Regions from separate parts of the Homo sapiens genome. Here regions 2, 3 and 4 are each linked to region 1. The links are chromatin loops, found by intact Hi-C in ENCODE. Cell type or tissue: CD4-positive, alpha-beta T cell. All regions are shown on one strand. Each heading gives the region's core, and the rest is flanking DNA. Links, peaks and the distances in the headings are about the cores only.

Region 1 (5,550 bases), core at 254-5,253:
AGAGGGAATGAGGAGTGAGGAATCTGTCATCAACTCTCTCTTGCAATGGTTAAAGTTTGCACTTCTGAGCTGTGTTTCCCAAACACTCCAAGCAGCTGCTAAGAAAGTTTGGGTTTCATGGACTCAGCTGGGTCACCTCTGGGTGCTAAAACTGCTGTGGCTCCCACTGTGACAGACAGGAGCAATGGAGGATGTGCCCAGGAGGTGAGAGACAGGGGCTGTTAGGAGGTGAGCAACAGCAGCAGACGCCCATAGGGGTGGAGCCTGGCAATCCATGTAGGCTCCTATACTTAGGCTACTAGGGGATGTAACTTTCATTACCATTTATCCTATAATGAATAATCAACCCTTTCTTTACCAATTTGAATTCCAACTTTGCCATATTCTAAGTTCTTAATTATACTAGGGTTTATTTCTGATTCTACCTATGAATGTACAAATGTATAGTTACAATACTTTTCAGCTCTCTGGTGGTACAATTTCCCTCATTCATTTTTTCAAAGCTTTTTCTCAGCTATTTTCATAAACTCATGTGTGTAGGTAAAGTTATAATAATTTTAACTTGTTTTATAAAACAATTGAGGATCTGTATATAAATCACATTAAATTAATATATCTATTCAGGGATTCTCAAGATCTATAATACTGCACTATGTTTTACTTTTCATGAATACAGCAGAAGCTTCCATTTATTTAAGTTTTTTGAGGTCTCTCAGTAAAATTCTCCAACAATTTTTCATGTAGCTTCTGCAAAAGTTTTATTAAATTTTGGCCTAAATATTTTAAATTACATTACTCTGGTGGACAGGATTTTTTTTTTCATTGTGCTTTCTAACTGATAATTTATTGCATGTAGTAAACTTTTTATATTAATTTTATAACCAATCATCTTTCTAAACTTTCTAGTTAGTTCAAATAATTTTTCAGTTTATTCTCATGGGTTTTCTAGGCGGACAATCAAATTGTCTGTAAAGAATGATAATTTTTCCTTCTTCTCCAATAGTAACATTTCTTATTTTTCTTTTCTGCCCCTCTTCTTTGGCTATAACTTTAGAATATTGTTAAACAAATAATTGTGATAACAGTAATCTTTATCTTGCTCCTACCTTTAATAAGAATGCTTCTGCCATTTTACTTTTAAGTATGATGTTGGCTGTTGCTTTCAGAGAGAAATCTTAAATCCTATCAAGGTAACACATTTCTATTACTAGATCACAAAGAGTTTTTTCAATTGATCATCAATGTTCAATTTATATTTTTTGTCTTGAATAGACCTACCAGGACACTGTGTGTTTTACTGTGAAAAGGATGTTCACGTTTTCAATCCAATGTTTTTAACTGGACACTGGCCTGCCGCTTAGGACTCAGCTGCTTCTCCGGAGAGGGAGGCTTTGTTCTACCCTGCTACACAGGACACTAAAACCCCCTGTTTTGGGTCAGGCAGGCCATCTACAGTCTGACATTGCTCTTTCCGATGAGCTACTAAGCACCCACACAACTGTTTCAATTTGTGTTGCCTCAAAGTTACTGTCTCCAAACCTATATTGCTTACTAGCATTACACTTAGGCTTAGAGTATTTTTTACGTGTTTGTTCCCTAGTTAGTTAAGGGGACACAATGACATTGATTTATATCCATGATCCATGCTAGTTGTTTCTCTCCTCTTTAATCTTTGGACACTGGTGATTCCAGCCCCAACATCTCCCAATGCTTAGCTTACTTGGCTTTTTTTTTTTTTAATCTTGATATAAAAACTCTGTGGATTCTCATACTTCCTTAAAATAGAATATGATTTCTGTTTCACAATCTAGTTAGCTGATTTCATGTATTGTGTAAATTTCTTTTTTATTTTCTGACAGTCAGAAACATGTTTTCCCTCAAGGAAGTGAGTAGGTACAGGGGACTCCATGGAGCCCTTCGAATTTTCAACTGTGTTTATACCTTCTAGGTGCCTCTCCCCATTCCCAAAGTAGCCAGTCCACCTCTTCATCAATTTCCTTATTCCATTCCCATCATCAACCCCCTCTTTCAGCAAATGAAACTTGCCTCCTACTTCACTGAGAAAACCAAGGTGAGAATTCCCATTCCTAAAATCTATGACTAATTCTGGAGTCCTCCCTCCACTTTCCCTAGTTGACACCCTTCCCTACAGTTTCATGCAAAAAACAAAAATCACCTTTCACCACAAGACATCTTCACCCATTCCATCATCTCTGTATCACCTACCTCTGATGTATTAGCAACCTCTCCCTCTTTGCAGGCTTGGAAACTTCACCTTCCTTTAAGTCTTCAATCTAGATTTAAATCTCTGTATCTTCTCCCTACTTTCTCTCTCTCTTTCCAGTCATAAATGTGGAAACCCAGCAGTCCCTTTGCTGGCTCATCTTCCCCTGCCTCCATCTTAAATGTTGACACCCTCTCTTGACTCCAGGTTTTACTTTTAGCACTGTTTTTATTTCATGACACGTTGAGCGAGATTGCCCCCAGGTAATCGCATTCACTTCCTGAACTTCCACTCGTCTATGTGCTGCTGACTCCAGTGTTCTCATTTCTATTTCAAACCCCACTCTTAAATCTCACACTGTCTACTGGACCACCTCAACTTGTGTTTCCACCAGCACCTCAAAACAACATGGACAAAACCCCATGATCAGAGTCGTCCCTCCCCCACCAAATCTGCCCTTCTACCAACTCTCTTATTGCCACACGTGACATCACTGTCCACCCAGACACTCAAACCAGCGTGGGAGCCACCCCAGCCTCTCCCTCTCCTGCACATCCAGTCAATGCCTCCATTCAGCCTGTCTTCGCTCCTTGAGTTCTCCTGTGCTATTCTTCTCTCTCCCACAGTCCCTGCCGCAGCTCTGACCCTAAGCATTTCTCTTGGAACTCCTGGTATAGCCTCTGTGCTCTGAATGTTTTTCTCTTTTATGCACCAAGCTTTTTCTGACCTCTGGGCTTTCTTTCCCACATACTGCCCACTGTTCTCTCTCCTTAAAACACTTGTCTGCCCTGATCTTGACCTTGTCAAACATTCCTGAACATAATCATCAACGGAGACCTTCTTTAAAAAAAAAGAAAGAAAAAGTAGTTCTATTTAAATCACTTCTGTGCTTAAAACCCTCTAACAGCCTCCATTGCCCTTGAGATACAGTTTAATCTCCTTAGCATGGCATACAGATTCTCTGCTCTAGACCTTTCCCTTGCCAAACTTCTGCCCACATCCTGTGTTCTTGTCGCAGAAAATTTCTCATATCTCCCCATCTCTGTCATCCACATTGCTATTCTATGTTATTGTGAACATATCTTTACCTAATTTTTTTTTTTACTGGTAATGCTTCTACAACCTCCTCCCCCACCCAACTATCTAGCAAACCATCTATTTATCTTTTTTAAATGATCTCAAAAATAACCTACTACTTCTTTTTTTGCAGTCTGGCATAGACTTATGTCACAGCCTTTTTAATCGACAGATCTGTTTTCGGATCTGTTTGTCTCCCTGTAAATAACAGTACACAAGCTTGTTATGGCCATTTCCTCAATTCTTTATCCAAAACTACATTTCTTTATTGAAAAACCATTTTTAAGCACTCTGTTAAGCATTAGGAACACGAAGATTCATGATAATAACAACATAATCGTAGCTCCCAATGAACACACACAGAGAAAGGCAGAGAGACAAACATACACAGGTAACACAGCAAATACCCTGACAGTGATATTCACCATCTATTTATCTTAGGGGCACAGAGAAAGAATATCTAATTCTGCTAGTATCGCAAGAGTCTCAAAGTGTGCGTGACACATTTGCTTGGTAAATACATATAGTTTATTGAGGGCATCGTAGTTTGTTGGGAAAGAGAGAAGGAGTGAGCAGCCAGCTCATGGAATATCCCAAAGGAAGTTCCCCATGGACTCAGTCCATTTTCTCTCCAATCTGTATCTTCATCTTCACTCTATTTTGCATCTGGATCATCCATCCCTCTGGAACACAAGGGGCCCAAGGCAATTGTCAAGGGGGAGAACAGCTAATCTATGCTCTGCCAGTAAGTCTCTGGAAGTTCCTGCCACCCTCTGCCTCTGCCTGGAGCTCACACCCCCGGCTTGCAATTGCAGCCAGCAGATGTGTATTAAGAAATAACTAATCAAGCCATGGCCTTCAGCCACATGGTGGAGGCCAGTGTGGTAACTACACCCCCTGTCCATCTCTCTAAGTATCTGTAACCCCAAAAATTATGGAGCCAAGATGATTCATGATGTTCTCTGGACCATGAGCGCCTGAGGAATCTATAAACACACAGTCCTTAACCCCTTTGAGCCCCAAATGCTTCATCTGTCAAATGAGGATAATAACCTTCTCAAAGTGCTGCTATCCAGAACAATGTGATCTAAAATGCCTCACTTATTATCTACCACAAAATAATTGTAGCTTCTTTTCATTGAAGGCATACTCCATGCTGTGAGAAGAAATGTAAGGCATACTTCCCTTACATGGGTTTGATTTTGGGGTTTTGCTGTTCCACTTTTGTTTCAATGATGCCTATGACTTCTACATTTCTTTGGCTTAACACTTGTTTTCTCTTCAAGACACATTGAATAGATATTGAATTCAAGGGAACCATAATTATCACCATCACTTACAGTTCTTTGCTATCTTACCAATGAATCTAGAAGGGGATTCAGGTTGGATTGATGGCCTGAGCCAGTCTGGAGTTGGCTGTGACTGGATTCACTCCTGATGCTCTAAACTCTCATCTGAACACCACATATTGCCTTAATCCACATGCTTCACTTGGGATTCTACTCAGCCCTCGACTGCCTCTCTTGTCCTCACCACAAATAACCCTGGTTTGTTCAAATATAACACCAGCATTGAGAAGAAGGTGACTGGTGCGATTTCTTCCTATGGTCCCTTATTAAAAATGATTCACATCTCCCTTTGTAAGATGAGGCAAAAGCAAAGAAACAAAGTGAAATTGAAAAAGAAGGGGAAAACTGAAAACAGAAAGTCAACATGGCAAGAAAGCGGGAGATGTAGTCCCTGTTAGTCTCTGCAGGATAGGACCTCGGGGACAGCTCCCCTACCTCAACCACAAATAGAATATGATAATTCATCTCCTCAAACATACCAGGGGATTGCTGCCTCTAGCAGGAACTGGATTCCCCACGAATCTCTGAGACTGTAGCAGTCGACTCATTTTCTGGGCTACTTTTAACAAATCATTGAATTAATTTCCTTTCCAGTTCTTTATGAGAAAACTAAATTACAAATATCACCAAAATGTTCTTTCCCCACTGGCAAATTCCCCTGAGTCTAGTGTTTGAGTTTCTATGACTCCATTTGGAGTAGGTTTTAGGAGACATGCATTTTATTTGTAAAGGAAATATTCAGTACCAAAGTACTGTACTCTCTGTAGGCCAATATAATCTCTTTCTTTCTCTTTCTTTCTTTCTTTCTTTCTTTCTTTCTTTCTTTCTTTCTTTCTTTCTTTCTCTCTCTCTCTCTCTTTCTTTCTTTCTTTCTTTGAGTTCCTTCTCTACTCTTTTATT
Region 2 (5,550 bases), core at 273-5,272, 68 kb before region 1:
AAGATGGAAACTCCAGGGATAAGAGGGGAAATTAACAGAGCAAAGCCCTAGGAGATGGGATCCAGAAGGCAGGTGTGTGGACCATCCTTGGATGAAAGGAAGACTCCTTTAAGACAAGGGAGAAAGACACAGAAAAGCTTGTGGGGTATGAATGGAAATTTTAGGGAAATCATATCATTTAGCCTCATTTTTTTCCACGTGTGAATTTGGAAGTAATATGATCCGTTAAGAGAATGGGAAGAAACTAATTATGGACATGTGATGAAATTGTCAATTGTTATTGAGGGACAGCTGAGACTGGAGACCCAAACTCAACAGTGGCACTCATCAGCAAGGCTAATTTATTTCCTGTAAGTCACACTCCCTATTCTGGGTTCAAGAGCAAGACAGGCAGATGATTTGGTTAATTCTTAGTTGAGGTGTGGTCAGGCAGATGTAAGTAAAGGACAATTTGGCAAAGGAACTGGGGATATGGGTGGGCATAGAAGAAGGGGTGGTTCGTTGTGGCTCAGTCCAAATCATTGTTGAGGATTCAGAACATTGGCAAATGGAAAATGAACCATTTTTGTGTTGCTGTGTTTCCATTTATCACCTTGCTATATTTACACAGGTTAGAACAGCTGTTGGAAAAAACTCTATAGCTAACCAAAATTTTCGAACCACCCCTTTTCGAGGAGTGCCTTATCAAGATATTTCTAGCTAAACTGGGTATATCAAACATGATGGGTGAGACTCGAGTTCAGTGGTTTAACACAACAAAGGTTTATGTCTTGCTCATGCAAAGTCCAGGGCAGCCTGACTTCACTCAGGGATAGAAGTTGCTTCTATCTTGGGGCTCCACCATCTCAACACACAGCCCCTGAAGGGGCAGAAAGGATGGACTAGGCACACTGATTATTAGCACCTCAAAGCAGATGTAGAGATGCAAGAATTTGTTCACATTCCCATGAGCTCAAACTCATCCCAAGACTTCAAATGAACTTCAGAGAAAACTAGGAAATGAAGGAGAGTCCACAGGCATTCAGGGAGCATCAGTTGCCTCTGTTAACCTGGGTCAACCACCAAGAATGCTCAACCTGCACCTGGTAAACACCATTCCAGGGAACTTGACTATTTTGTGATGAGGAAGAAAAGGCTTAGAAAATGAGAAGTAGAACATTACTCGGGACACATAGTGTCCACGTAGCTCCAAAGCAAGCAGTTAAAAAGTAAAAAAAGGCTAGCCAAACTCTAATTTTTAATTGGATTTGTGTAGGAAAACAAAGGCAACAAGAAGAATGAGGAAGAGGAGGAAGAAGAGAGGGAGGAGCAGGAGGAGAAAGAGAAACAGAGAAAAGGAAGAAGGAGGAGAAAAAGAAGGACATGCACAAAAGCAACGAGGTCATTTCATGAAAGTCAAATTTTGCTATAATCATTTTTCCACCCTAAATTTGGCCAAAGAAGTGGCTGCTCACAGGAAATGGGAACATAAATAAGGGTAAGGCACAACAGCCACTGGTCTAAACTTGCAGCCCTGAAGGCCACATGGGACGCAGACAGGCTGGAGTGAAGTTGGAGGAATAAATGTTGAACTCCAAGTTGCCCCCAGAGTTCTCAGGCCTCCTCTGGCTTTCTTCCTAGCTTGCTGTAACTCACCATTTCGGAAGCGCTGGACTATTGTTATTATCATTATTTAAAATGCTTTTCAAGACCAAGAGGTATGAACAGGGCTGTTCCACAAGCAGCCCCACCCTTTCAGGGGAACGTGTTATTTCTTTTTAATTTGCTCACTCAGTCCTGAATAACTTTTCAGAGGGCTCCAGACACCGCAGTATGACAGCTAAACCAAGGCGCATCGGATGCGATGGAATTGCTCTACAAGCAACCTTGCCAAAGGCCCTTTTCGATGCACAAAGCTGGCTCTATCTTTGTATATTGAGGGAGCTAAATCAATGTTAAATGCTTGGCTCTTTTCACAGGACAATGACCAGGACCTAAGCTGCGTCCTTCCTTTTTGATTGACACTTGAAACGCAGCGCGGGAATCAGCCAGAGGCGCTGCTACAAGCCGAACCCTCTGCTGGGATAACCACTGGTGACATCTGCAGAAAGGCCGACAAAAGGCAGTTGAAAGCTGTGTTTGTTGCCTCCCCCCCTCAGATCTCCTCGCTTTCATGGAGCTCCTTCCTTGCTTTAATATTATGATTCAGCACCTGGCTTTTTTGAACCTTGCTTTAAACTTCAAAAGGCGAGGTGGTATTAACAAACATGAAACGAAAAAGTGGCGGTAGTTTGATTTACTGTTGTCGTCTTATCAAGGGATTTTTTTTTGTCACCAGCTGCCACTTTCTGTCATCTTTGGAGCCATTATCATTTCTCTAAAATCTAAAAGACTCCACTTAATAACAGCTTTGAATACAGGCAGGATCAGTAACATACACAGTTCTGGGGATGACAGGACCGTCAAATGAAAAGAAAGATGTTGCCAAAAAAAAAAAAAAAAAAAAAAAAAAATCCAAACCACACAAATAAGAGCTGTAGTACTTTCTAGTGACCTTGATTTCTGAATTAAACAAATCAAATCCAATTCTATTGTTCCTTTTGAATTCCAGTTTAGAGTTTCCTTGAGAAGTTCCTTTTTGTTGTTAGGACTAGTGGGGAGGAAAAAAACCTCAAGCCACAACAAGGCTTTGCTACTGCAGACAGAAGAGGAAGCTGCTGCTATCATGAAATGTTTGAAACGACCTCTGCTTGTGCCTCCGCTCAGCTAATTACCAGCTCACTTTCACTGACTTTCTAACACTTTGAGCACCCACTTGATGCTGACAGCCAGGCAAACATTGCAAACTCTCTCTAAAGAGAAGGTTGCTCCATGTTATGCTCTTTCCCAAGGACTAGCAGCTCTGGGCTTTCTCACCAAACCCACAGGACCTAAGAGGACTTTCTAACTGTGTTCATGGAAGCTGGGTCCACCAGCCCACTGATTAATCCTGTGATCTGCTTGGAACCTCACACACATGAAGTTGGTCAAAGCCACAAGGAACCTTAGAGATTACCCAATCCAGTGATTTGGTTTCTCCCAAGAACTTTTGCAAAAATATTGATGCTTCCTTGAGCTCCTCTCACATTGCTTGAATCCACAACTCAGAGAGTGTGCTGCAGACACCTGTATTTTTAAAACTTCTGATGATTCTGATTTCCAAAGAGGATTAAGATGAACCCTTACAGATGAGGTTTCTGAGAATCAGAGAACTTGAGTCACTTGCTGAAGGTTGCACAGCAAGTATGTGGCAGAGCTGGACTGAGACTAAGTGATGGGAGCCCAGAACAATGCCCACATCTCTATGGTAGATCCACAGATGAAAGCTGGAGAGTGCCAACTGGATGGCGCTTTTCACTATGGACTGGGCTGAGCATCTGCTTTCAAAGATGCCAGTCATAGTAACCCAAATTATTGTTACTGCCTCACTTAGCTTTTTCCCATCTGCTTCCCCCCATTAAGTGAGTAAAACTCTTCATAAACTTTCAGATACCATGAGTGATGAGTTTCCTACATCCTCCTTCTTCCCTAGCCCCTTAGGGCCTTGAGATATTATACTAAAATGTGGAGGCAATAACTGCTGATCCCTGGCAAACTTTTCAGAAGTAAAAAAAAATGGAAAAAGGGTGAAGCTGCTCATTTAGAAGTTATCAAGTGCAAAATATTTCATCTGTGCCTTGCTCTGATGTGTCATCACTTTGAAATAAGCCAAACACACTTGATCATCTGTTTCTTCCTTTTATAATCTATTAACCCAAACTTGCTGTTTTATTACACAGCATTGTTGGGTGTAGCATCAAAAATCTTATGTATTATAGCTGTTTTTACAAAGCTGTTCGTATCAAATTAGCCATATCAATGATTGCTTAATAGCCTGGAGTTTCAACCCATGAACCCTAAGTGGTCTACTTAGGGTGCTCGTTCCTGGACACCTCACAGACCTTTAGAAATAGGAAGCAGAGGTTTGGTCTCCAGATGAAGGAGAGTATCCTTGGAGATGTCCGTGGATCTGTTCTTGAAACACTGGGACTGTGACAGCTGCTCTAAAAAATAAAAATAAAAAAAAACCCAGAAAATAAACCCAAAACAAAATTATGAGATCTTTAGCCCAAAAGATCAGGTCAGTTTTGAAGATATAAAACAATACAGCAAGGGCCAATAGTTTATCTCCATGCCAACTTTTAATGAGTGTTAGTGATGTCTTGGAGGGCTGAATTAACAAGGATTTGGGACTCAATAGTAAAGCTATTATGAATGATTAGCAATGCCTGCCGTGGATGGGGAGATATATATGTATGTAGCTTTAAGACCTGATAGAGTGGTCAAAATGAGTTTGGAGTTATCCATGGGTTTATAGCCTAGTTTTCATTACTTACTAGGAAGCAATGAAAATCATTTAGGAAAAATCATTTAGTTTTCTCATTGTAAAATGGGTGTAACACCTTATACTGTGTTTTAAGATTTGAATGACACAGTAAGTAGAAAGCCATCATCCCACTGTGTGCCATACGGTAGGTGATGATCAAAAAAATTGAAGCTCTTATTGCTATTATGGAGGGAATAAAACTATTTCCCTTTAGTTAAGACTTTATAGAATAGGTAAAGGAAGCCCTTGGCATCATTCTCTAGGGAATGAGATGCAAGAATTTTGAGCCAGGAAAAATGTTTCTACTCTTCTCCTTAGTCTGACAATTTAAAAAAGAAGGAAGGAAGTGAGGATGGGAATAAAGCTAGGGAGGGAAGAATAGAAAGGAAAGAGGGAGAAAAGAAAGGTTCAATGATGGAATAGGAGAGTGGCAGATCCAGCAGGAAGTTGGCGGGAGATGAGCAGGACTGGGACAAAGTACTGGACATCTTGAGGTATAAAAAGATTTGTTCTTAGACTTTTTGAAAAGCCTTAGCCCCAGCATTCTGGCCAATAATAAAATTGTTCTATTTTGAATAAAAAGATGATTCTCCCCCATCTCATTAGCCACACTTCATAGTTGTTCCCCATTGTTAATATATATTTCCATATCTCTGTAGTCCCCACTGTCAAAAGGACAACATGAAAATGAAATTCTATCATAGTACAGTGAGTAGATACCTTCTGACTAGAACTCAGAAAGTAACAGGCATCATCTCGTGTGTAGCCACATACTGGCCAGGTGTCCTTGGATAAAGTCACATAGTCATTCTGAGACTGTTTCTTCTTTTATAAAGTGGAAATAAGGAAATCTCATCTGCTAACCTTAAAGGTTATTAGAAGAACAGCTAAAAGGTAATATGTATGAAACATCTTTGTCAACTGTATATTTTGATGCATGCATGAATGGATGATGACAACTAGTCCCAGGCTTTGCAGACATGGATCCACTTTTCTGGCGGGATTTTAGGAAAGAATATTCTTCATTATTTCAGTGGCCCCTGGCCTCACAACCTTCTAAAATATCTCCCCAAATCTTCTTCCTCAGTGATTTGAATTCTCATGGAATTAGAGACTTATTCTTTTGAGTAACCAAATGACATCATCAGGTAGCTTCTCAAAGAAGT
Region 3 (5,550 bases), core at 352-5,351, 180 kb before region 1:
AAATACTTTATTGCTAAAAAATGTTAACAATCATCTGAACCTTCAGCAGGTGGTAATCTTTTTGCTGGTGGAAGGTCTTGCCTTGACGTTGATGGTTGTTGACTAATCAGGGTGGTGACTGCTGAAGGTTAGGGTGGCTGTAGCAATTTCTTAAAATAGTACAGTGAAGTTTACCACATCTATTGACTCTGTCTTTCACAAAAGGTTTCTCTGTGGCATGTGATGCTGTTTGATAGCATTTTACCCACAGTAGAACTTCTGTCAAATTGGAGTCAATCCTCTCAAACCCTGTTGCTGCTGTATTGCCTATAATAAGTTTGTGGAATATTATAAATCCTCTGTCATCATTTTAACAATGTTCATAGCATCTTCACCAAGAGTAGATTCCATCTCAAGAAACCACGTTCTTTACTCATCCATAGGAAGCAATTTTTCACCTGTTCAAGTTTTACCACAAGATTGCAGCAATTCAGTCCCATCTTCAGGGTCTACTTCTAATTCTAGTTCTCTTGCTATTTCTACTACATCTGCGTTGACTTTGTCCACTGAAGTCTTGAGTCCCTCAAAATCATCTATGAGCATTGGAATCTACTTCTTCCAAACTCCTGTTGATATGGATATTTTGACCTCTTGCCATGAATCACAAATGTCCTTAATGGCATCTAACATGGTGAATCCTTTCCAGAAGGTTTTCAATTTACTTTGCCCAGATCCATCAGAGGAATCACTATTTATGACAGCTAAAGCCTTACAAAATATGTTTTTTAAATAATAAGACTTGAAAGTTGAAATGACTCCTTGATTCATGGGCTGCAGAATGTTTTAGCAGGCATGGAAACAATATCCATCTTGTATATCTCCATCAGCTTTCCGGTGACAAGGTGCATTGTCAATGAGCAGCAATCTTCTGAAAGAACCTTCCCCCCGCCGCACCACCCCCACCCCCACCCCGAGGAGTAGGTCTTAATAGTGTGCTTAAAATATTCAGTAAACCATGCTGTAGACAGGTATGCTGTCATCCAGGCTTTGTTGTTCCATTTTAGAGCACAGGCAGAGAAGATTTAACATAATTCTCAAGGGCCCTAGGATTTTCAGAACGATCAGTGAGCATTGGCTTCTACTTAAAGTTACAAGCTACATTAGCCCCTAACAAGAGATCCAGCCTATCTTTTGAAGCTTTCAAACCATGCATTGACTTCTCCTCTATAGTTATGGAAGTCCTAGATAGCATCTTCTTCTAATAGAAGGCTGTTTTGCCTCCATTGAAAATCTATTGTTTAGTGCAGCTACCTTCATCAATGATCCTAGTTAGATCTTCTGGATAACTTGCAGCAGTTTCTATATCAACACTTGCTGCCTCTTTTTGCACCTTTATGATATTAAGACAGCTTATTTCCTTAACCTCATGAACCAACCTCTGCTGGCTTCTAACTTTTCTTCTGCAGCTTCCTCACCTCTCTCAGACTTCACAGAATTGAAGAGAGCTAGGGGCTTGTTCTGTATTTGCCTTTGGCTTAAGGGAACATTATGGCTTTTTTGATTTTCTATATAGACCACTCAAACTTTCTTCATATCAGCAATAGGGCTGTTTTGCTTTCTTATCATTCATGTGTTCACTGGAGTTGTGCTTTTAATTTCCTTCAAGAACTTTTCCTTTGCATTCACAACTTGGCTCTTTGGCCCAAGAGGCCTAGCTTTTGGTTTATTGTGGCTTTCAACATGCCTTCCTTACTAAGCTTAATCGTTCTATCTTTTGATTTAAAGTGAAAGACATGTTACTCTTCCTTTCACTTGAACACCTAGAGGCAATTGTGGTGTTATTAATTGGCCTAATGTCAGTACTGTTGTTTTTAGGGAATAGGGAGGACTGAGGCGAGGGGAGAGAGAAAGGGGGGTGGCCAGTGGGCAGAGTGGTCGCAACACACACGTTTATTGATTGAGTTCACCATCTTATATAAGTACAGTTTGTGGTGTCCCAAACCAATTATAGTAATAACATCAAAGATCACTGATCACAGATCACCATAACAGATGTACTAATAATTAAAAAGTTTGAAACATTGTGAGAATTACCAAAATGTTACACAGAGGCACAAAGTGAGCACACGATGTTGAAAAATGGCACCGATAGACTTGTTTGGTGCGGTTGCCACAAATCTTCAATCTGTAAAAAACACAATGTCCGTAAAACGCAATAAAGCAGAGAGCAATAAAATGAGGTTTGCCCATCATTCACCTTATTTGATTTATCCTATGGTACAAGCAGACAGGTTTGATTACAGAAGCAGTTCAGAAAGTTTGTGTAATTTGTTCAAGATTCCGACCGCTGATACATGGGACAGCCAAGACCAGAATTCAATTCTTCTAACTCCCAAGTGCAGTACTGTGTTGCTTTGGAGTCTGAAACCCTATAAGGTTCACACTTTTCTCAGCCCAGTCTGGCCCTCCCCTGGAATGCCTGTCTGGGGTCTTCCAGCCTCACCTAGGGATCCTGTGGAATGGTCAGTGGAGTACAGGGAAAGGAGTCTAATGTTGTGTTATTATCCTGGCTCTGCAGTCCCAAATTGCTCAGGAAACTTTTTATGGGTTTTAGTTTTGTCATCTGCAAAATGAAGCAGGTATTATGCACCCACTCCATCCTACAGGGGGCATTGAAGGCTCCAGGGCAGGAGTGTGCAAATCCTTCGAGGAGGTCCCTGTGCTGTTCCTGTAGGTGAGAGAGGCTTCCCATTTTCTGTTATTTCAACTCATCTGCCCTTAACAGTGGATGCTGTCCTCAGCCCCAAGCCAGAGGGAGGAGGCTGTGCCAGTCTGTGGGATCTGGGCTACTGCTCACTTGGGAGCCCTTTTGGCCAGCCTGTTTTCGTTGACTGTCCCAGGCAGCCTGCCTAGGGGCCTGTTTTGCTGGAAGAATGAGCAGTAGGGGGAAGAGCAGCTCCACAGGTGAGCAACAGAGACAGCTAGCTCAGAGCCTTTAAAATGAAAGTGTTCTCTTGAGAGTGTGCAAAGATCTGATTTGTGATAGATCAAAGTCAGGAAATGCATCACTCCTCCAGAATCAAAGGCTCCTTGCTCTCAGGAACAGACAGCAAAGATTCCTCTTGCAAGAAGAGCTAAGCATAACAATAGAGAGTGGCTGCCACCCTCCCCCAGGCCAGGATAGGGGCCTGGCTGTGTTGACAAACATCTGCACCTGGGCTGCACCTGCCAGGCAAGGACTGACCTGGAAGCTGCAAAGTGCACCTGCTCTTCTGATTTCCTGTTGTTCATCGGTGGTGGGGACAGGTTCCACTGAACCTTGAATATCCCTCCTTTCTCCATTTGGGGATTGGCTGAGGATGTGGCAGGGCTGGTCAGCCTCCAGTTCCAGCACTTCTACTCATTTCCTCTGTGACCTTGGGAAAGACCCTAGCTCAATTAGGTTTCCTCAACAGTCTTGTGGCTTCAGATCTTCTGTTTTATTCCCTCTCAGGGGTTTGGTGAGGGGTTCCATCCTGAGCTTCAGTCAGGACAATGGGTGGGGGATTTGCTCTGTGATCAGGAAGGAGCCATTCATGTGGCTTTGACCAGAAAGCACAGAAAAGAAGGGAGAACACCCAAGCCTTCCACAGCACTCGGTTCCAACCAGACTTTTTTATTCATCAGTGAAGTTTTATTCATCCATCCATTGATGGACACCTAGGTTATTGTAGTATACATACACAATGGAATAGTATTCAGCCTTAAAAACAGGAAATTTTGTTATTTGCAATAACATGGATTAACCCAGAGGCCACTATATTAAGTGAACTAAGCCAGGCACAAAGAGACAAATACCACATGATCTCACATATATGTGGAAATTTAAAAAGTCAAACTCTTAGAAGTAGAGAGCAGAATGGTGTTTACCAGGGGCTGGGGTGGGGAGGTGGAGGGGAACGGGGAGATGTTGGTCAGTGGGTATAAAGTTTCAGTTACACAGGAGGAGTTTTGGTGATTTATTTCACAGTATGTTGGCTACAGGTAAGAACAATGCATTGAATATTTCAAACAAGCTACAAAATAGGATTTAAAACCTTCCCATCACAAAGAAATGATACGAGGCGGGCATATCACTTGAGATCAGGAGTTCAAGACCAGCCTGGCCAACATGGCGAAATGCCATCTCTACTAAAAATACAAAAGTTAGCTGGGCATGGTGGCGCATGCCTGTAATCCCAGCTACTCGGAAGACTAAGGCAGAAGAATCGCTTGAACCTGGGAGGTGGAGGTTGCAGTGAGCAGAGATCGTGCCACTGCACTCTAGCCTGGGCAACAGAGGGAGAATCTGTCTTAACAACAACAACAACAACAAGAAAACAAAAACAAAGAAATGATAACTATTCAAGGGGATGGATATACTAATTAACCTGATTTGATTATTTCACAGTGTATATAAGTATTGAAACATCACCTGTGCCCCATAAATATATATGATTATTGCTTGTCTATTAAAAATAAAGCTAAAAAAAAAAAGAAAATTGAGGCTAGCAAGAGTGATGGTCCTTGGCTCTCCACCCCAACCCTACCCACACAGGTCACTTTAGCCACATTCATTCTTACTTCTACTATCCAAGGATAGGTTGTTCCTTCTCTTCCTCAAAGCTTCCAGGATGCTCTGGACTGTACTCTATCCCATATCTCCAAAACCTTGTCCCACTGGTTGTATTCAACCTCTTGCCCGCCTGGTGAGCCTTCCTTTCGGCCTGGGAACATACTCAACACATCCTCTCCTATAAATGAAGCAAACTGAAACTCTTCTCCACACCCATATTTGGCCACAACCTGATCTCTTTTCTCCCTTTCTCATCCACTCTTGAAAGCCTTGTCCATATTCTGGGCCTCCATTTCTGTATTTCACATTTTCAAACACATTTCAATCTGATTCCAGCCTTCACTGCTCTACTGAAACTTCTCTTGAAAAAATCACTGGAAAATCTTAATTGCCAAGTTCAAATCTTTACCATAGAGGACCTGTTTGCTGAAAGTGAGACAGTGAAAATGCCATTCTACTTCAGATGTTAGATTATCTTAGCCTCTGTGATTCCATGCACCTTTGGCCTTCCTGCTATGTCTCTTATTACCCCTTTATCTCCTCTGTGGGGACCTCTTCTATGCACTCATAAAATTCATCATTCTAGAGTTTTACTCTACACTCTTTTATCATCTAGCCTTATCCACTCTGAGTGTTTCAACTCCCACATATAAACTAATAATTTTCAAATCATTATTTTCGGTCCAGAGCTTTCCCCTGAGCTTCACACTTGCATAACCAACAGTGGGCTAGATGTTTTTACCTGGATGGACCATTCAGCATATCCAATACTAAACTCGTCATCTCATCCCTGTACGTTTTCTTCACCATTTCCAATCTCAGTTGCTGGCATTTCCATCCATCTCAGGTTCCCATCAGGCCAGAAACCTGAGAAACATCTCCCTCCACCCAAGTGCCTCCAGTTGTACCTTATAAGAAAAATTATCAAAATCTGTCCCATCTTCACTATCTTTCCTACCCCAAACTCTGGGAAAAGA
Region 4 (5,550 bases), core at 423-5,422, 90 kb before region 1:
ACTTAGTTGATAAGGCAGTGGTAGGGCTTGAGAGGATTGACTCCAATTTTGACAGAAGCTCTACTGTGCATAAAATGCTATCAAACAGCATCACATGCTACAGAGACTCTTTTGTGAAAGGAAAGTCCATTGGTGCAGCGAACTTCACTGTTGTCTTATTTTAAGAAATTGTCATAGCCACCCCAGCCTTCAGCAACCACCACCCTGATCAGTCAGCAGCCATCAACATGGAGGCAAGACCCTTCACCAGCAAAAAGATTATGACTTGCTGAAGACTCAGAGGATCATTAGCAGTTTTTTTTTATCAGTAAAGTATTTTTGATTAAGTTATGAGCATTGTTCCTTAGCCATAATGCTATTGCACACTTAATAGACTACAGTATAGTATAAATACAACTTTTATATGCACTGGAAAATCAAAAAGTTCATGTGACTTGCTTTATTGTGATACTTGCTTCATTGCAATGGTCTGGAACTGAACCTGCAATTTCTTCAACATATGCCTGTAATTCTTTATATATTTCTGTTTCATTTACTCATTATCTCATTCACTATGGGCCACCCTAACCATGCATGGCCACGTGCCATTATTTCCATGTCACAGATGTGAAGACTGAGGCTGAGGGATTAAACAACTTGCTGAAGCTCACACAGCCAGTAAAAGGGCTTAAACCCTGTCTGGTAAGTGCACATCACCTCTGTCCTCAGCCCCCAGTACTCAGTGGCCTGGCCTACTCTGTCCTGTCTTCTTCCCACAGACCTGTCAGCCCAGCCTCCGCAGCTGTAGATCCTTACCCACCATGTGGGAGGCAATGGTCCTTAGGACCCAGGGATTTCCCCTAAGGTACTTTAGCTCTGTCAGTATTGTGAGTGGGCAAAATGCCAGTGATCAAGGCTCCATCTTCCCCTCCCATGTCCTCTAGCAAGCCCCCTCCTTCTCCCTCACCTAGCACAGAGCCAATGCACTCCCAGTAAATTCAGTGTTTTTCCATTCCAGTGAGTGCAGCCTTTACTTTGATTTGGGTGCAAGCAGCTGCAGGTGCCTCAAGTCATCATGTGCTCTCTTTCCCCCTCGTTCCCTGCAATGTCATCCATGTTTACTTGCTGCTCTGGACTTTAGATTCTGTCAGCATGCCAGTCGGTGGGGCCGCCAGGCACCACAGCTGACAGTCAAATCTGTGATGCCGAATCCTTCTTCTGGAAAAAAGGGCTAAAGAGGTTAATACACTCAAGTCAGGATAAACACACCAGCTGTTAGAGTTTCTAATATTTAATATCATTATCAAATAAATAACTCAGGAAGAAATCACACACATACATACACACACACCACAAACACCCACAGCCGCTGCTTCATTTACAGTGGTTAAAAAAGAATATTCATAAATTATCTTAAAAGCCTCCACAATGGAGTAATGGTTGGGACACAATTAGGGAACATTTGCATATATGCTGCTGCCGGTCCCTGCCCAGAGACATCCTCCCCCAGGTCAGCCCTGGAGAGAGAAACTGGGGGAGCAGGAGGAAGGAATATGAGTTCACAACTATAGGCTTCCCTCTTGATCTGGTAAGATCTCAGCTCAGGCAAGCTTTGCTTCTGCTTTCAATGGCAGATTTCCCTCTGTTAAAAAAACATACCACACTTCTGTCTACCTACACAATTCAAGATAAATTCGTTTTGTTTCAGGAAAATATGTATTCAGACAAACAACATTAGTAATCAGTTTTGTGGATAATGGATTATTTAACTGACCAGTAAATAGTGTTTTGTTGTTGTTTACTCTTCAATCTACTTTGTGTGTAGATATTAGCCAGATCTTGTAGATCTAGCCTTCTGATTCCCTAAACACTAATACTAAGGCTGAGCAGGACAGAATTTTAACAGCCTGTTAACTGTGTCAGGAAAGTGTGAGTCTACTTTTTTTTTTTTTTTTTTTGCCTCAGCTCACTGGCTGCTGTTCACCTGGGCTAAAGGAACAGAAAATGATGATCATCGCATTTGGGGGGAAAATGAACATGGGCTAATTTTTTTTTTAAGGCTCCAACAAAATGTTTTCCAGGTCACAAAGCATGGAACAAAATGAGCTCCATATCTAGTTTATGTTGTATATTATAAGGGAAGCTGGTCTCGGTGACTCTGTTAAGGTTCCATGAGCATTTTTTGAGATAAAGCCTTCATTCCAAGGGGCCAGGGTTGAGCTATTTCCCTTCTCATCAAGCAAAAACCTGGCATCCCGTTTGTCTGTCCAGATGTATTTTTGTTTGGGTTTTTACGCTGTTTGATTGAGATCAAGTCATGAATTTCTGCTCTCTGGATGGGCAGAGGAATGACAATTTATGAAGTCTGAGGATGCATGTTGTTTAGCTCAAAAGCACAGCCAGATGAATTTTGGTGACAGGAAATGCTGCACTGCGTGGCCACAGCAGCCAATATCTGGGGCAATTTCTCTTTTACAGACTTTTGAAAATCAGAGCAGGAGGATATAGTTTTAATAATCTCTCATAACTGGGGCTGTAATGGGTGGGATGGATCAGATGGAAAGGATTCCAATAATTTAAATAGGACTTTGTTCTATAAGACTTCCATCATAATTGTCCTGTTGACATTGTATCTGTGCAAAGGCTTACAGTGATGACTGCACTGTCCACACACTTTCCATTTAATGCTAGGAATGGCGGACAGGCAAATGGCTTCTGCCTTTCAGTCTTTGAGCTTCCAAATGGCTCAGTGCCTCCTTTGCTCACTCAGACATCTTCTAGGTGCCCAGCCAGGTTCCTGGGTTCTTCAAACGAGTTTTTCAAGTGTGTAGAAAATATGCAGCCAGGTGGCAGGGATGAAGGCAAGAAGAATGAGTCTCTCCAGACCCCTGGGGACACCCAGTGGGTGAAAAGGTGTCTCAGAGCTGCTCAGTGGTGGGTTGAGGGTGTTATTAGAGGGATGGAACCATGTCTGAAGTTGGGGGTGTTGGCTGGAGTTTAGATCTTTGATTATTTTTCTATTCAGATATATCTAGATTTGATAAAGTGAGACGAAAATGATTGTTAGAGTCATGAGGATGAAAAAGAATGAAGAGCAAAATGGTGGGTGGGAGAAAGGGAGAGGGAAAGGGGAGGAGGAAAAGAGGAGAAAAGGAAGAAAGAGGGAAAGGGAGAGAGAGGGAGGGAAGGAAGGAAGGATGACGAAAACCAAACTCAGTTCTCAAAGTCAGAGGTGCGCTGTCTCGGGCAGGGACTCTGCCTTGCATAAGCAGTGCCCTCTGCCTAGCGTGCTTTTCACCCTTTTGCACATCAAAAGCTCCTCCTCATGTCTGAGTCACAGATCAAGCCTTCCTGACAACTCAGCACAGAGTTTAGTGCACCCCTCTCCCCTCTGCCTCATTTCCTTTCTGCACTACGCTGTTTCTCTTTGCCTTTCTGTCTTCCGGAGGAAGGGAAACACATCTTTACTTCACAGCTTCCCCCAGCATCCTGGGCCATTCTGGGTTCCCATAAATGTTGTTGAATGAATGAATGAAAATAAGAAAAGTGAACGATGACTAGAGATGCATCAAATACTAGTGTAAATCCAAGAACTCTCCTATAATAAAGAAATTTAATTTCAATTAGATGCATTTGTGATCATTTGCTAATAACAATAGAAATAAAAATGTTGTAAGAATAAGTCAAATATGTGGTGCAGATGGTCACTCTCAAGAGATTTCTTTCCATGCTAATAATAGATGTTTATAATGCCCTTTCTAAGAATAGAAAATACCTGTCATTCATATTAAAATATAAAATTAATTGTATGCTATTAACAAGCTTATGAGCTGTGTGAGGACCTTTTTTGAACAAATACACACACAAGTATTTAAGATAACCCAGGCTTAACTAAGTAGGGAACTAGACAAATGTATAGTTTGAGAGCCATTAACCTAAAAGTAATTTTTTTACGTTTTTTTTTTTTTTTGAGACGGAGTCTCTCCCTGTCGCCCAGACTGGAGTGCAGTGGCATGATCTCAGCTTACTACAACCTCTGCCTCCCAGGTTCAAGCAATTCTGCCTTAGCCTCCCAAGTAGCTGGGATTACAGGCACCCGCCACCATGCCCGGCTAATTTTTGTATTTTTAGTAGAGACAGGATTTCACCATGTTGGCCAGGCTGGTCTCAAACTCCTGACCTCAGGTGATCCACCTGCCTTGGCCTCCCAAAGTTCTGGGATTATAGGTGTGGGCCACTGAGCCTGGCCTTAAGGGTAATTTTTGCTTTTGTTTTCCCATCTCAGTGACGAAGCTGCCTCTGGGAGTTCTTTGTACTGACCAGGTCAGCCCAAAAAACAGGAACCAAACGACGAGAGTCCCTTCATTTCTATCAAACTTTCACTTCCTTCCCCTCTTAGCACCTGACTTGATTCCCAGGAGACCCTTCCAAGATGAGGAAGGAACTGACTTTCCCTTTCCCTGATGGGAATACAGGAGTCCAGCGAGCTGATGGCACTTGCCCAAGGCAGGTGCTACAGAAGACCTAACTCATCCTCTAGTCTGCTGCTGCCAGGAAAAGGGTAACATGGACCCAAGGTCAATTCCGAGCAGGAAGAGCTCTATTCATGGGACCTGGTCCTTGACTCTACCTTCCAGGATGTGAAAAGCTGTAAAAAGGGGATGCTGAGCAGCTTTTCTGATTATCTTCAGGGTAATAAAGAAGAAAGGGAATTAAACAGAAGGATTAAAAATTAAACACCACAAAAAACTTCTGGTTGCTAGGATGGTTTTTAAAACTGGAATAAACGAGTAAGATTCTTAGCGAGTTGAACTCTGCCACAATGATTTTCTTCCATAGAATTACAAATGTCTTAGGCTCCTTAGTGCTGATTTGCACTTCTTAATTCCCAACTCCAGGCAGGTGATGGGCAAGCAGGCACAGGAGCCTTCACTCTGAATTCCCAGCATCCCAACAGTTTAAGCCCCATGCTTTATTTATGTGAATTTTATCTTCATGTAGACATTTTGCTCTCCTTGCTGGAGAAGGTGGTTTCCCCAAACTGCTGCGAATGTTCCTTCTCTGTATATTTTATTCATACGAATCCGTTATTGGCCCATCCCTTCCTGAAAGAGCTGAAATTTGCCCTTGAGGCATCAGATGGAGTAGTCAGATTGTCAAATGTGTCCCCTAATTGAAGTGAACATTGGCACAATATTTGTCGACTGGAAATAAACAGCCCCAGTGAAGTAGCAGGTTTATCACCTTCATGCACTTGTTCAGGTCTTGCTGAGAGTTGACGGAAACACGCAGAGAGAGAAGCTATTTCTCCAGGAAATGAAAACTTTGGCGGATCAGGGGAAAGGGATCTTTCTTAGACTTTGAATCTCCTAAAGCCAAGAACAGTGGCCCAGGGCAGTCAGCAGGGCAGTCAGCAAGGTGAATTTCAGCACTCCTCTGCTGTCCTTTCTTCTCCTGCTCCCTTCAGGGGGCCTCTTCCTCCAGCACCCAAGGGCCCAGGATCAGCCTGCTTTCTCTCCTCCATCAGACCCTCTTTTAGGTTGTCCCTGCTATCAGAGTGTAAGGAACAAA

Evidence for each region. Hi-C counts contacts between places; a loop is a spot of excess contacts. Peaks named below come from ENCODE experiments on the same cell type or tissue, not always from the same donor. Only the 100,000 strongest peaks of a DNase experiment are listed, where the experiment ranks them.
Region 2: a loop joins it to region 1, with 6 times the contacts of the local background. A loop is called at or near these places in 4 of 110 quality-filtered maps.
Region 3: a loop joins it to region 1, with 8 times the contacts of the local background. A loop is called at or near these places in 4 of 110 quality-filtered maps.
Region 4: it touches region 1 in a loop (4-fold over the local background); 2 of 110 quality-filtered maps call a loop at or near these places.

Annotation. Positions count from the first base shown.
Region 1 is chr1:213,849,072-213,854,621 of GRCh38, forward strand. All of the region lies in intron 4 of PROX1-AS1 (PROX1 antisense RNA 1), which reads right to left. It also overlaps a transcript of RPS6KC1 not described here. Among named protein-coding and RNA genes, the nearest start is that of LINC00538, 73 kb to the right of the region's middle. In CD4-positive, alpha-beta T cell, for the core only: no CTCF peak of the experiment used is centred there; a DNase peak (open chromatin) is centred at 3,240; H3K27ac peaks cover 1,131 bases.
Region 2 is chr1:213,781,351-213,786,900 of GRCh38, forward strand. It overlaps a transcript of RPS6KC1 not described here. Among named protein-coding and RNA genes, the nearest start is that of LINC00538, 140 kb to the right of the region's middle. In CD4-positive, alpha-beta T cell, for the core only: no CTCF peak of the experiment used is centred there; a DNase peak (open chromatin) is centred at 2,691.
Region 3 is chr1:213,667,471-213,673,020 of GRCh38, forward strand. It overlaps a transcript of RPS6KC1 not described here. Among named protein-coding and RNA genes, the nearest start is that of LINC00538, 250 kb to the right of the region's middle. RefSeq lists an enhancer at 2,874-3,403. In CD4-positive, alpha-beta T cell, for the core only: a CTCF peak has its summit at 2,901 (motif pointing right); a DNase peak (open chromatin) is centred at 3,021.
Region 4 is chr1:213,758,931-213,764,480 of GRCh38, forward strand. It overlaps a transcript of RPS6KC1 not described here. Among named protein-coding and RNA genes, the nearest start is that of LINC00538, 160 kb to the right of the region's middle. In CD4-positive, alpha-beta T cell, for the core only: no CTCF peak of the experiment used is centred there; a DNase peak (open chromatin) is centred at 3,301.